Regions from separate parts of the Homo sapiens genome. Here region 1 is linked to region 2. Evidence: chromatin contacts called from ENCODE Hi-C or POLR2A ChIA-PET data. All regions are on one chromosome and are shown on one strand. The core of a region is the stretch at or near the end of the contact, and the rest is flanking DNA. Distances in the headings are between cores, read along the strand shown. Region 1 has its middle 39 kb from the start of XCL2. Region 2 overlaps LOC125312414 (a long non-coding RNA gene).

Evidence for each region. Hi-C counts contacts between places; a loop is a spot of excess contacts on that map. ChIA-PET counts read pairs that join two places held with the same protein, here RNA polymerase II (POLR2A). Pooled maps may share reads with other maps.
Region 1: a map of GM12878 shows a loop between it and region 2 (4-fold over the local background). The contact joins two enhancer-like sites. A Hi-C loop is called at or near these places in 8 of 168 maps with a recorded cell type or tissue (CD14-positive monocyte, CD4-positive, alpha-beta memory T cell, GM12878 and 5 more), 24 of 37 single-sample maps with no recorded cell type and 16 of 50 pooled maps. POLR2A ChIA-PET finds 5 or more read pairs at or near these places in 7 of 52 experiments (CD4-positive, alpha-beta memory T cell, GM12878, activated CD8-positive, alpha-beta T cell and 3 more).

What each region holds. Positions count from the first base shown.
Region 1 is chr1:168,501,991-168,507,111 of GRCh38, reverse strand. No RefSeq gene overlaps it. Among named protein-coding and RNA genes, the nearest start is that of XCL2, 39 kb to the left of the region's middle. Within about 2 kb of position 2,496, at least 3 of the 41 ENCODE cell types and tissues checked have a DNase peak (open chromatin) inside an H3K27ac peak, as active enhancers do; they include CD14-positive monocyte and natural killer cell, where a contact is called at or near this core.
Region 2 is chr1:168,463,561-168,468,512 of GRCh38, reverse strand. LOC125312414 (a long non-coding RNA gene) reads left to right here. Exons shown (of 8, transcript NR_176090.1): 4 at 4,140-4,236. LOC101928565 (a long non-coding RNA gene) reads left to right here. Exons shown (of 5, transcript NR_176057.1): 5 at 4,140-4,399. Among named protein-coding and RNA genes, the nearest start is that of XCL2, 78 kb to the left of the region's middle. Within about 2 kb of position 2,177, at least 8 of the 41 ENCODE cell types and tissues checked have a DNase peak (open chromatin) inside an H3K27ac peak, as active enhancers do; they include CD14-positive monocyte and natural killer cell, where a contact is called at or near this core.

The sequences.
Region 1 (5,121 bases), core at 1,247-3,746, 38 kb before region 2:
ATAGTCTAATAAAGACAGAAACAGAACTAATACCTTGCTGGGTCTTTCTATTCAAGTCTAATGATGGTCATTCCATAACATCACACTGCAGCATTCCCTGCTTTGCTAGGGAAAGCTCTCCAAAATCCCAATTAGCATATTTAACAACAACAAAAAATGTATTTCAAATGAATCTTCCTCAGGAAAGAAGAGAATGCTTTTGGTTGTCACTATTATCTCTGGTAGGAATAACCAGCTAGCGATTATGAGCACTTTTCCAATGTGCCAGGTATTGTACTGGGCACTTTATCAGCACTATTTCATTTACCCTTCCTAATAATCTAATTACATAGGTACCATTATCATCCACATTGTGCTGAAAAGAAATTTGAGACACAAAATATTATTTGTCCACATTCGCACAGCTACACAAGTGTAAGCGATGATTCAAACCCAGATCATCCACTTCATGACCCATTACTTAGTCACTCTGCTATACTGACAATAGACCAACAAAAACCATAGCAAAAACTTAACCAAGATGTAAAACGATGGCTTGTGAGCCTTTTCTTTATTCATGATTTGCTTGGTTTCCTGGGACGTTCAACATCTAAAATTTCAGCCCTCTAAACTGGGTCGGAGTCACTGTGCAAAGGAGTTCTGCAATCCTGTCAAGCATCCAGCTCAAGACTCGGGTGAGGTTTAGGAGACTGTAGAGTCTTGAAACCTCTGTCCCAGTGTGCTTCAGGGCTACTTCTGTTTGGGATTCAGGGCACACCAAGGAGCAGGATGAAGTTAGCATCTTCTCCCCTCCCACTCTCCCTCCTATATTCTGCCACTGGGAGCTTTAAGGACAAAGATGTGAGCAATCCTAACTGCTCTCTTACAGTACACAGGAGAGATCAGAAAGAAAAAGGGGGAGAAACACCAACCAGACCTTTGTAAGACTTGATGATGGGATGGGGTCAGAGATATAGAGGAAATGTTGGTGTGTACATTGCTTGGTTTAAAGTGCATTAGTTTACTTTAGTGTCTGATAAAGATATAATTATCAAAATGTCATGTATCTACTGGGGCATCTAGGGAGATCTGTTTCAGTCAATAAGATGCTAGCTCTTGTAGGGGTCCATTTTTAGATCTGCCTTATGTCTCAGAAGAAGTAATTACTTTGTGACCCACATGTATTTAGTAATGCCAGAGCTATCTCCAAAAGCAGAGAAAGTCTGTAAGTACACAATTAGAAAGATGAAAAGGCTCAAACTGCGGAGATCAGCTTCTTTCCAGAAACAAAATTTGTTTGGAGCAGGGAGAAGAGGAAAGAGAGAGAGTGAAGGCAATGGGCTCATGAAGCTGGAGTAGGGGTGGGGACACAATACCCTTAGAAGAGATGTGAGACTCCAGTAGCTAACTTCACTGATAATTCAGTATTGCCTAGGATTTTCCCATGGTACAGGACAGATAGAGGACTTTGGGTTGGCAGAGGTGGGAGTTAATGGGAGGGAAAGTGGATGTACACTGTAAGTAACATGGTGTTATTTTCATTTTGGGCACCAAAAAAATAAAACATTTTCATTCCCTGCTTTCTGCCAGGCTCTTCCCTTGCTCAGTGTCATTTAGCCTTCATGCCAGCCTTGGGAGAGAGGTCCTTTAAGAGCTGCCTTGAATGATTTTTACAGAATGTACCAGCCAAGGGAGCAAGTAAAGGCTAAAAATCCAACTCACACCCGGCTTGCCACATGAAGGGTCCACAGGCCACTGGAGATTCCCTTTTCTAATTCACACAAAGATGCTATTTGGGCTATCAGCAGCAGCTCTGGACATTATCGCCCCATTTTGCAAGACTCAGAGATGGTGAACCACTTGCCCATGGTCAGAGCAGTAAGTAAATTGAAAAATGAGTATTCCAAGCCCAGTCTGTCTAGTCCCAACTTCACTTTTTGTTTCACTCTGCTAGACTAACTTGGTATTTACAGAGTGGGGAAAGGTCAAGGGAATCCCTCAGGACCAATGAAATGAACAATCTCAATGTAAGGGTCTAATGAGGAATCTGTGAGATAGATGGTAGAAAGTTCTGGAACCATAGTAATATATAAAAAGGCAGAAAGGAAGGCAGGCAGTCAACATTCAATTCAACAGTCATTTATTAGACATCAGCCAAGTTCCAGGCAAGGATCTAGGCACTCAACAAAGAAAGAAATAAGGTAACAACCACAGTTCCCATGAAGGTCACTGTTAATACTTAGAGAGAGTAAGGTGAAAAACTGAAAATCAAGCAGAACTAAGGGGAATCAATTAAAGAGACTGGCCATTATTTGTGTTGCAAAGGACAAGAAAACTCTACAGAGCCAGCATGGAACTTGAACTTGACCTTGAGGCTTAAGAAAAGTCCATTGGCAGGAGTTCCTTAAGTAGTAAAACCTGTAGAGGTAAACTTACAGCCAAAGGCCTTGTAACCTCCAGTCACGGTGCTGAGCAGTACAGTCTAAGCCAGGGTGGAAATGACTGTGCCCTGCTTTGGTCTCTGCTGTGCTTCCTAGAGGCAAACACCCATGTCACAGGTCTCCTGCCCACAATCTCTCTGCAAAGGCTGAAGGTGTCACAGAAGAGAAGGAAAAATGGTCCTGAAAGAGTAAAAGAGACTTTTATACTGTGACTTAACATATCTGGATTTTCCAGATACTGCAGCTCACTTTCCTGAAAGTCTTAGTTTTGAAGAAAAAAAACCAAGCCACTCTTTCCCTACAGTGAGTTGGGCAATAGCTGTGGTGGGGCAATAAGGAGCCAGAGCCAGCTTGCAGCTGGGTGACGTCTCAAAAGGTCATTCCTGCAAAGGCAACCCAACTGCACTCCCAAAGCTGAGCATGAGTCTTGAAGAGCATGAATCAACGCCTTCTCTAGGTCCTTCCATGCCCCTGTCCTAGGGAGAAGAGAAAAACGGAAGTGAGTGGAGAGTATATTACTCAATACATTTCCTCATTCTGTCTTTGTGGCATCATATTGAAGAAGGGTTTCTTTACCCTGTTTAAAGGATAATGAACTGAGGCTTGGGCAGCTTCTACAACATGACTAAGGTCACATATGTCTTAAGGAAAAAAGCCAGCAACTTAACCCAACTTTCAAAGCTGAAATTCTTTTTATTTAATCAAGGCAGTTTAGTGAGGTGGTAAAGAGTACAGACTCGGGCATCTGGTTACCAGGGTTTGAAGCTCTCAGATCTGCTACAAACTAGCTGGAGACTCTGGGAAGTTCATTAAACGTCTCTTTGCTTCAGCTTTCTCACACTTACAATGATGGTAATAGTAGTGAGGATGGTGTGTGTTAATAGGCATAATGCTCATAGAATTATATCTGGCACATAGGAATGATTGTTCAACCAAGATGATGTTTCCATGTAGGAGAAGTAAAAAGGCATTCTGAAAGCTGGGAAAGGAAGAAGGGAGTAGGAAAGACTGGAGGGGGAGGGGTATTAGGAAAGAGAGGAGAAGGGAGAAGGAAGCAACATTAGAAAAATCATCATTTTGTATTTTAGCCATGCCTGGGACCTTCAACCTTACTTATACTTCCTTCCCCACTATAAGAAACAGGCCACAGCCACAATCAGCCTTTAAGGCTGATGAAAGCTTGTCAATAGATGAAAGATAGACAGACAGACACATAAATAGATTAGATGAATAGATTGGATACACAGATGGTAAACGTATAGATAGATAGCTTGCCAATAACAAATGCTCTTATCATAAGTGGAAATTACAGAAAAAAAGGACACTAAAATTGAGGATTTGTGACTCCTTTGATCCACTTATCCTCATGGTTCAACAAAGAGGGTAGCTCTGGCTTGTGCCTCACCTTCAAAGTCTGCAGAACTGTTTGTACCTGTCATACAATGGACCTCCTGATCAGAGGGCTGCCAACCCCACACTCACAGCATCAATGGGCCACAGCCCAGAGGAGGAGGATCTCTTACTAACCACCAGGAACAGTGATCATGGTTCCCAAAGGAACATTTAGCTCAGATCCAGCTACTCAAAAAAGTTTGAAAGATATAATGACAATTATGATGTGAAATTGGCCTCCCTGTAGGGAATCTATCACGGTGATAGAGGCTGAGACTTGGGGTCAGACCTCCAGGATTGGTATTCTGGCTCCATTATTATTGAGCCTTGTGACACTGAACAAGTCACTTTGCCTTCCTCAGTGCCATCTGAAAATGAGGGTAATAATTTCTTTCCCACTGTTATATAATAAAGAATATGCCTGGTCTTTTTCCCAGGTTTCTGGAAAAATGTGTTCTATGCCCCTTGAATTTCCCAAGGGACAAGTGTGTCTTTGTTACTTATGGTGGGACCCTGGACCACACCTTAGTTTACACCAGGGAGACAACTTAGGATGGGGGCTGGTCATGCCAGAAAGGCCAACCGTGTGATTACAAGGTTAAGGGTTTGAACCAAATGTTAACAATACAAACTCCTGACCCCTGGAGAGGGGAGGGAACTGGAGCTTGAACTTAATTACGTGGCCAGTGAGTTAACCAATCACACCTACCTGATGAAACCTCAATAAAAACTCGAAACAGTGAGGTTCAGGGGAGCTTCCTGCTTGGGGAATACACATCACCGTACCTAGAGATATGCATCCTGACAACAGGGTAGGGGTTAATGGAAGCTCTACATTTGGAATCTTGCCAGACCTCACCCTGTTAGTCTCTTCACTTAGCAGGTCCTCAATGGTATCCTTTATAATTATAACTGTAATTATAACACTTCCATGAGTTCTGCAAGTCATTCTAGCAAATATCAGACCAGAGAAGATGATGGAAATCTCCAAATTCATAGCCAGTTCATCATAGCAGGTGGCCTGGGGAACCCCTGACTTTGTGTCTGTCATCTAAAATGAGGGTAGTCTTGTGGGGGACTGCATCCTTAAGTTGTGGAGTCTGCATTAACTTCAGGTGATTAATGTCATCATTATATTGGAGTTAGGCATACCTCATTTTATTGAGCTTCACTTTATTGCACTTCACTGATATTGCATTTTTTACAAATTGAAGGTTTGTGGTAAGTCAATGTTGAGCAAGTCTATCAGCATCATTTTTCCAACAGGATGTACTCACTTCATGTCTCTGTGTCATATTTTGGTAATTCT
Region 2 (4,952 bases), core at 928-3,427:
CACTATGAGAATCTTGGACCTGAAATGGAATAGGAAATGTCTTGGCCAGGTTCATGGACACAATTCTAGGACATGACTCTGGTTCATGACTTAATTCAGTATGTCTGATTCGTAGACTCTTCCTGCTTCAGAAAGATGATCTCGTGTGCTTTTCTTAACATTTTGATCCTTAGCCAGTAGGTAAGATCAGATAATCTCCTTCATGCTTCTTTTCAGGATATGCTATTCTTTCAAATTTAGCCAAGACAGAGGATTCCATTCCAGACATTCTTTCCATGAATGGCATTCAGTTAGGAATGTTGTTATGCTTCCATCTTTTTTCACTTAATAAAGGCTTCAGCCAATCTAAGTTACAAATAAGCCTGACCCTACTGAGTTACAAAAGTTATGTTTTCTGTAGCTGGTTTAAGAGAACTGGAATCTGAATTGGCCTTCTCCAAGACTACAAGATTGAGTTGGATGACCTTTGCAAAGGTTTCTGGGAGGCAGCTAGACTAAGAAGCATGGGTCTTTCCCCTTCCTGCCTGGAAAAGTATACAGCATGTATAGTTTACCCCTTGGACAGAGCTAGTCCCAAGAAAATTCCTAAAGCTGGAAAAGCTGGCTACTGAACACCTAATACTCAGTTTCTCTTTTCTAAAATTCCTCCTGCTCTTAGAAACTCCCCTATTGCCCAGATGTCATGCAACTAAATTATATTGCAACCATACAATGGAATACCGTGCAACCATTAAAAAAATATTGTGGAAAAATATTTAGCAGCATGCAAGTCATTCAGGTATTCCCCCAGGCCTCCAATTCTCAATCAGAGCATAAAATTTGTCAAATATTTTACTCTGGTCATTGTTTCCTGAGCATGTAAAACCACACCATTTCCTGCACCAAGTCAAGGTTTACGGTCTTAGTTCCAAGAACTAGTTTATAAGTAATAAACCAGACTATTTCCGGTTAGACTAGCAATAAGAAAATATACTATAATTGTTCTTTTTATTGAGAAGCAGTGACATGGATGTTTATCCATCCTAACATTCTCAAAGATGCAAACTTCTCACTGGAATTTAAAAGACATCCTTTTTGAGTAACCATTAGTTAATACTATTGTTTTTCGAATAAGATATAAACCCTAGTCCATCAGTTCATGGCTAGGGGATTTTGAACATGTAACTTAATCTCTTTAAGGCTCAGTTACTGTATTGACAAAATGCAACTACAATAGTATTTATCTCATGTGGTTAATTGAAAAAGTAAACAAAATAGTATGTACACAACTTATATAGTTCCTAGTAGTCAGTAGATTCTCAATAGATGTCAGCTATTATGCAAACTGCAGGACCTCAGTTTTATCCTCCAGCCTGTATTTAAGAAGGGAGTTGAGAGAGTCTCATCCTCATGGATAAGAGCAAATCACAGACTTCACCAGAGTTTCTAGTCTGTCTTATGAGGGAGTCAGGAATTAAAGAACAGCTTTGTATGATTCTCTGTTTTGTTTTTGACCCAGTCTCTCTCCCCTGTGAAAAGCAGCAAGAGAGGTTTCACTTCTCTATGAGACATAGCAGGGAAGCAGGACCTTGCTCTGGAACCAGTCTTAGGGAACTGTTAAGTTTAAAGCGTACCAAGGGACAAAGCAAGGAGAATGGCCTAAAAGGAGAGAGAAGCCAGCTGAGACCATAGGGCCTTGGCAGTGGCAAAAAATAAGGGCAATTTGGGAAGACAAAGATGGGCCTAAGAAATTGTCTTGGGAATGAGCAATAGGAGGCCTAGGTAGGATTCCTGTTATACAACAACTCTTTCCCATCAGGAAGCCAAAACTACTCTTGGACTTGGTAATTCCCCTGTCCATATGACACCTTAGCCAAAAGGGTAAATCTAATTCCAGTAAATGAAAGTATTTAGAGTCCTCACAGTGAGGAAAACTGTCTGCAGGCACTGGTGCAGAAATGTCGATGAGTGAGAAACTCCAATATGTTTGTTTTGAGAGAAAGAGACAGAGACACCCACAACCACTGTAAGTCAGAACGTGATCCCTGTGCTAGCAGAGGTACAATGTGCTGTGGGGCATGGGGGAGGTAGCTCCAGTGTACTTACTAAGAAGCGTGAGCATGTGTAAGAGTGGGAGGTGGAGAGGGAGGGGCAAGAATCAACATGAGATTTACAACAAGAACATCTCTTTTCCGGGACTGCTGACATATCCTGGGCTTTCTGCCAGCTCTGACCACCACCTGTTCAAAAACCAGAATGAAAAGCATTCCCCTTCCTCAGATTCATGTTGACTTGCTCTTCCTTCCCATTATAGTTTGCCTCCCTTTGCACTTTCCAAGAAATTATAACCCTGGGCTCAAGTGAAAATGAGGATCATCTGATTTCAGCTTGTTAACAAGGAATATTGGAGAGTCTGAATGGTGACGACCATCCATGGCCTGTTGATATATAGTGTGTGCCTTTCTGCCCTGCCTTGTTTGCTGGTCTGAGATTTTGCACCCTCTGTGAGTGGCTAGAGAATTAGGTTACTTCCTAACTGCTTTCAGGCTCACCGTTTCCCTCAAAAATCCTACATTCCAATTCTTGAGGTCAGACTTCTTTGGGGCTACAAGGTAAAGGCACTGGCCTTGTTTTCCTAGTTCCTCTCGGTGTGATGTTAGATGTTTAATTTGAGATCTTTCTAACTTTTTGAAGTACGCATTTAGCACTATAAACTTTCTTCTTAACACTGCTTTTGCTGCATCCCAGAGATTTTGGTATGATGTGTCTCTGTTTTCACTTATTGCAAAGAATTTTTTTTATTTCTGCATTAATTTTGTTGTTTACCCAAAAGTCATTTAGGAGCAAGGTATTTAATTTTCATGAATTGTGTTGTTCAAGAGATCTTTTTGGTATTGATTTTTGTTTTTATTCCACTGTGGTCTGAGATTATGGTCAGTATAACTTTGATTTTTTTTTAATTTATTGAGGCGTGTTTTATGGCCAAGCATGTGGTTGATCTTGGAGTATGTTCTGTGTCTGTGTGCAGATGAGAAGAATGCGTATTCTGTGGGTGCTGGATGAAGTATTCTATAGGTGTCTATTAGGTCCAATTGGTCAAGTGTCAAGTTTAAGTCCAGAATTTCTTTGTTAGTTTTCTGCTCAGTGATCTTTCTAACACTATCAGTGGGGTGTTGAAGTCCCCCACTATTATTGTGTAGCTGTCTAAGTCCTTTCATAGGTCTAGAAGTAGTTATTTTATGAGTTTGGGTGCTCCAATATTGGATGCATATATATTTAGGATAGCTAAGTCTTCCTGTTGAATTGGAAACTTTATCATTATGTAATGCCCTTTTTTGTCCTTTTTTACTGTTATTCGTTTAAAGCCTGTTTTATCTGACATAAGAATAGCAACCCCTGCTCTTTTTTGTTTTTCATTTGCATGATAGGTCTTTCTCTGACCCTTTACTTTGAGCCTATGGGTCATTACATGAAAAGTCAAAAACAATAGATGCTGTCAAGGCTGTGGAGAGAAGGCGATGCTTATATACTGTTGGTGGGAACGTAAATTAGTTCAGCCATTGTAGAAAGCAGTTTGGAGATTTCTCAAAGAACTTAACCATTCAACCCAGCAATTCCATTACTGGGTATACATCCAAAAGAAAATAAATAGGACACATGTACTTGCATGTTCATTGCAGCACTAAATGCACCATGTCTTTTGCAGCAACTTGGATGTGGCTGGAAGCCATTATCTTAAGCAAATTAACTCAGGAACAGAAAACCAAATACTACATGTTCTCACTTATATGTGGGAGCTAAACATTGGACATAAAGATGGCCACAATAGACACTGGAGAGTACTAGAGAGAGGAGGAAATGGGGAATAAGGTTTGAAAAACTAACCACTGGGTTCTGTCTCACTTGTCTGAGTGACAGGATTAACCATACCTCAAACCTCCGCATCACACACTATACCTGATATGGTATATCTATATACATATACCCACCCAAATCTCATCTTGAATTGTATTTCCTATAATCTCCACATGTCATGAGAGGGACCTGGTGGGAGGTAATTGAATCATGGGGGCAGTTACCTCCATGCTGTTCTCGTGATAGTGAGTGAATTCTTATGAGATCTGATGGTTTTATAAGGGGCTTTTCCCCCTTTTTCTCAGCACTTCTCCTTGCTGCCGCCATGTGAAGAAGAATGTGTTTGCTTCCCCTTCCGCCATGATTGTAAGTTTCCTGAGGTCTCCTCAACCATGCTGAACTGTGAGTCAATTAAGCCTCTTTCAATTATAAATTACCCAGTCTCAGGTATGTCTTTATTAGCAGCATGAGAACGGACTAATACAATCCCCATATAACAAATCTGCACATGGGACCCCTGAATGTAAAATTAAAGTTTAAACTATTAAAAAAAGAAAAGACATTGGCTCATTATGACCACATTTTGTGATTGTTCTGAGAATGGAGTCTCAGGAAGGCTCTGCAGGTGCTAGCTGAACTCTATGCCAACTCTCACACTGGACACCAGAGAAGATTGTGCTAGTGAAATGGGAAAACCAGGTTTCAGGAGATGGGGAATAAGGTAAATGAGTGCCAGGTTACACATGGCAGGATTTGCTCACTCATTTAACATTTAGCAAATATCACTAGAGTGTCCAGTACATGCATGCAACAAGAAAAAGGCACAGTCCCTCCACCCAACAAGACTATGGTCTACTGAGCGGGAAAGGCAACCAAAAGATAATTAATATACTACAGTGTGATCATTGCTACAGTGGGAGAAAGTCAAGATGGAATAAAGTAATACAGGAGAAGGAAATAACTCTAAGTTGTTGCGTTGAAATAAGGCTCCTGGAAAGAAAGCAGAGGCAGATTTGAGAAGCACAAGGCATGCATGGGGGTCCCCAGGCTGGATGGCAGAGGAGGGAGTGGAGGGGTGCAAATCAGTACCTGAGGCAGCCAGGGCTTGGTTGACACAC